Linked DNA regions of Homo sapiens: region 1 is linked to region 2. Evidence: chromatin loops called from intact Hi-C (ENCODE). Cell type or tissue: PC-3. All regions are shown on one strand.

What was found. Hi-C counts contacts between places; a loop is a spot of excess contacts. Peaks named below come from ENCODE experiments on the same cell type or tissue, not always from the same donor. Only the 100,000 strongest peaks of a DNase experiment are listed, where the experiment ranks them.
Region 1: it touches region 2 in a loop (8-fold over the local background); 5 of 110 quality-filtered maps call a loop at or near these places.

Annotation. Positions count from the first base shown.
Region 1 is chr3:169,040,662-169,043,161 of GRCh38, reverse strand. The region is part of intron 1 of LOC107986051 (a long non-coding RNA gene); the gene reads left to right. Among named protein-coding and RNA genes, the nearest start is that of LINC01997, 39 kb to the right of the region's middle. In PC-3, a CTCF peak has its summit at 1,344 (motif pointing left); no DNase peak of the experiment used is centred here; H3K4me3 peaks cover 354 bases.
Region 2 is chr3:168,951,450-168,953,949 of GRCh38, reverse strand. No RefSeq gene overlaps it. Among named protein-coding and RNA genes, the nearest start is that of LINC01997, 50 kb to the left of the region's middle. In PC-3, a CTCF peak has its summit at 1,263 (motif pointing left); DNase peaks (open chromatin) are centred at 1,279 and 2,329; H3K4me3 peaks cover 284 bases; H3K27ac peaks cover 1,414 bases.

The DNA.
Region 1 (2,500 bases), 89 kb before region 2:
TCACAAATTCACCAAACTAACTCTTAAGATTATCTGAGGATTTTCTTCTTCTAACATAGAAGTAGCTTTTTGTGATTTTACTAATTTAAAAAGTAACACATGTTAATTGTTAAAATAAACCAAAGCAAACAAACAAACAGTAAGAAAAATTCAGAATCTACAAGAAGTTCTAAAAAAGAACAAAAAGAAAATCCTCCATAAGATGATTACCCAGACATAATTGCTGTTTTGGCGTATATCATCCAAATATTTTTCTATGCAGTCATTCGCAATTTTTTCCTAAGTGGAATCATACTATATATAATGTTTTCAACTTTATTGAAAGTTAAAATGTTCCATGGCTTTCAATGTCAATAAATATTTACTTATAGTATTGTAATGGCTTTCCTTATACCCCATTTGTATGACTATAATTAATTTAACAAATTCTTCTTCTTTGACATAATTTAAGTTTTTACTTTCCCAATTATTTTTACTTTAAAATCTATACTCTTATTAGTCTGATTGTTACCACAGGATAAATTCTTAGCAGGGAAATTATTAGGTTAAAAATGTTAAAAATTCACATAAACAATTTTTATATGTATATTGAGTATATAATTCTAATCTTGTGAATTGCCTGTTCATAGCCTTTGCCTACTTTTCTACTCTTCATCTTTTTTTCAGACTGACTCCTCATAGTACTTCACATATTAAGGCTATTGCCGTTCATTTTGCAAATTCATGATTTTAAAATTCATTTTTAAAATTCATGATATCCAAGATTCCAAGTAAAAAATGGCCAAGTTTGTATGAGCAGTAAAGGGCAGGGGCACATAAAGAAATAGGTATGAACTTTTAAAAAAGATTCAGGGTATCCCTACATACTACTTAATATAGTAGCTGAATTACAACATAAAAAGATAGAATTTGACATTTAAAAAAAAGTCCTATAGTTAACATTGTAAAATATTGGCCATACTTTAGAAACAGATGCTGGAATCTTCTGTGGGACTTAGTAAGTGGGACACATACCTTTTGGCTTGCATAATCCACAGGGATGTGTTGGATGACCTCTCAAGATGTCCCTTTGCCCAGGGTGACTATTGTTTTCCATTTTCACGCATGAACGTGAGGTTCCTAAAAGCTCTAATTCAAGGTTCTTTTCAGTTAATCTACTGATGCTATCTATATTGTCCTTCTTAAATTGTTTTTTAAAAAAAAGATTCTAAACTGTATTGCCAAGTTTAAGAACAAATATAAGTAGGTTTTTTATTCATTTCTTCCTAATAGCAAAAAGTACACACGTAAGTGTGACTATGAGTCATCTTCCTAAGCTTTAATTTCTTACTGCTCTCTTGTGGCCATTCAAATGAACTGTCCAGATGCTTTTTTTTTTTTTTTAAACAGATCCTATAATATTAATAGAAACAAATTTTCCAAGCAGGGTCATTCAATTTTGTTCGTGCGGCAAATTTACAGTCTTTGACATTTGAACATTAAGGCCATAAAACAATTAATTTTATTATTAAACACTGGGACAGGGTTGCAGAATAAGAAAGGCCTGTAAGCTTCTTGTTTTTTAGTAAAACCAACCACATTGTTATTCATCTATGAAATCATCAAGAGGCTGAAGTTTGAAATATTTCTGGCCATTCTGAAGGTAAAATAATGCAATTCCCAGCTTGTTCCCTTACTGTGGTTTTAAGAATATCAGTAGGTACAGGGCGCAGTGGCTCATGCCTATAATCCTAGTACTGTGGAAGGCCAAGGCGGGTGGATCACCTGAGGTCAGGAGTTTGAGACCAGCCTGGCCAACATGGTGAAACCCCGTCTCTACTAAAAATACAACAATTAGCTGGGCGTGGTGGCTCATGCCTGTCATCCCAACTACCCAGGAGGCTGAGGTGGGAGAATTGCTGGAACCTGGGAGGTGGAGGCTGCATTGAGCCGAGATCTTGCCACTGCACTCCAAACTGAGCAACAGAGCGAGACTCCATCTCAAAAAAAAAAAAAAAACAAAGAAAGAAAATCAGTAGGGTCTAAGTTTAGTCATCATAACTTAAAACAGCCTCTTTTTGGGGAAGAAAATAATTCAAATAATGGCTATACATAAGAGTACAAATAAGATATAGCTAAAAATTTATTATATTGCAGTTTGGTCATGTAATACTGCCTGTAAGTAGAGAGGACCCCGGAATTGCAGTCTTAGCAATGTTAAGAAGGCAAAATGAATTAAATGCTTTATTCTTTCAGTCCTGAGTATCAGTCATACAAACTGTGTTGTTCTCTAACATCTCTAATTCATTTGACCACAATTCCTGTGACTACAGGTATTAAAAAATAGCAGCTTTTAAGCACAGTTAGTATTATATCTACCCTGCCATAATTAGCATATGTGTATTTGTATAGTCATCCCTCCTGTAAGATGAGGTCCATGTTGGGCATTGTGATATAGAACTGAACTCAAAGGGTCCAAGATTAAGTTCCTTCAAATAATGTGTACTGGAGCACCATTTAT
Region 2 (2,500 bases):
CTAGAACCATATTCTTGGTCCGCTTCTGGTCATTCCAGGACCATATTCTTGGTCCTACCATCGGAGAAGGGAAGGGGGCACTCCTTTGCTCAGATATACACTTCTTCATATCAACATAAACATAAACTGTTTCTTGATATCTGTAGTACCTCAAAGTCTGTCGGTCTTCTTATTTTACCTTTATTATACAATACTCAAAGCAGATTCAAGGGTCCAGCCTCTGTGTTAGAGAACTAAATGGAAGATGTTAAGGTCAGCATGACTTAACATGACAATCAGGTCAACATGACCCTTTTCAGGACTAAGTGCTAATCCTGTGGCCAGCTCAAAGAATAATGCTGTCCCCCTCCCCGCAGTTTTTCCTTTCATCACATTTGTTACGAAGACAAAACGTTCTATTTAGAGTCAAGATTGCCTATTTAACATGATGTGGAAAAAGAAATTATAAAGTTATTTAAAAAGTTCTTCCTCCCTACTCTCCATTCTCCACCATTACCCTGCCCAACTACATAAACATTAAAATCCAATCTAGCCCTCATTGTGAGACTTAGGAAGGCATGTTTCTATTGGCAACCAAGTTCCTTAACATCACTGCACACTGACTAGAAAGGAATCAGGATTGACGAAAACACAAAGGTAAGATTTGTTCTAGATGATTTATTCTGCTGTAATTTCTTCCAAAAGCTCCCTATCCCCAAAACACACACACCCTTTTTTCCCTTAAATAAATAATGAGCTTTGGAAGTCCTTTAACCTGTTTTTCTTATAGACATCTTTCTAAAAGAAAATAGAGACAGTATATTCTGGAAGTTTATATAAGTTCCAAAAAAGGAGTCACTCTGGTGCAGTTTCAACCCTCGCTACAGCAGGTTTCTTTATGGTGAGTATGACAAAGGGCAGGCTGTGCTGCAAAAATGCCAGCCATCTCTGTGTTCAGAAACCTTCTATCACTCTTCTTGATTTGACATGAAATATTAAACACCAGTTACCAGCAAAAACTTATTGAACACAGATGTCCACTATCACTTTCAAATTGCTAAAGTCAATTTAGGTTTATATATTTTCTTTGCTTCAGCATTTGCATGCAACGCAAATGTTCTGTGACAGTAATGATTTCGCAATATACCATTTCAATTAGGAAAGCACGTTGTATATGTGTTTTCATTTTTAAAATGCCTATTTCTTTTCATTTTGAAGCTCTGTGTCCCTCAATAATAATGGGACCTTGGATTGAAAAATAAATAAAAAGAAAGAGCTCCACCTACTGATTCATTTTACAAACGTTTTTTCTGTTCTACTTGAATTGAAAATGCTCTTTGGCACAACAGGGACCTTGTGAACATGTAACTCAAACTGTTTGGTTTGAAAAAAAAGAAAAAAAAGATACAGGACTTGCCCCCATGGAAAGGAATTGGTTAGAATGGAGCTCTGTCTGTCTCTGTGACTTAAAAGGCCTCCTCCCCTTTTTCTGTGCCCCTCAGAAGACCTAATTAATAAGTCTGCTTCAGGTTTAGTGCTCCCCAGGGGTATAGGTTAACTGTGGCATTCCCTTTTGCTGGGTTTAACAGAATTCTGGCGAGTCACACATTTTGCTCTACTACAATAATCGTATTCATGTCACTGGCTGCCCCTTCCTTCTGAAGGACTTGGTGGGCGCCCTTTGAAAGGATTTACAGGGCCATTTCTCCCACTGGTGAAGCTGGAATTGTTCAATGCCTACCATACTACTCCCCAACCCCCACCAGCACCTAGACTCAAGTGATTTCATAGGGAAGTGAAGAAAAACATCCACTGGGAACCTGGGGGTAACTTAAGGAGGCCAAGATTAATTACTTGAGGAGGAACTGCCTGGGCCGGACACTGGGGGTGCTCTTTGGGAGCAGCATCTGGAACGATGGCCTGTTGTGATGTCTGCCAGCTCTGGTCCTGCTAGCTCAGTTGCTCAAAAGCTTCCAGAACCATTTTTAATTCCTGCCTTGGAGCTACTTTTAGGGACGTGTCCCCAGGAGTCTCTCATTGTGTGCCAACCCATGCAGTTTTCTGGTTGTATCACATCAGACTGATGTGACTTATTGGGGGAATATTCTAACCTCTTGACGGGTCACAATGTCCTGGGCCTTCCAGTTTGGACCCTGCTTCCTACATTATAGAATTTCTTTTAAGAAGAAAAAACCCTAGACTGTATTTGTCTCATACATTTGAGCAGTGACTATAGAAAATATTACCAATGGGCAATAAGATGGTATCTAGAAACACACAATGGAGTGGCTTCGAGTCCCCTACCTTTGAACCTGTCTGCTCAGTCATGCATTCCATAGACATGATTAACTAACCATAGGACCCAGGTATTCGAGGTCTGAATATAAAATGTTCATTCTTCCCCCAAATGATTCACACATCACCTATCACCGCACAGTTGCCAAACTCTATGGTTTTCTTGTCACACATAAATTCAATAGCTGACCACAGCCAGGGACAGAGATTTCTTATAAATCAAATA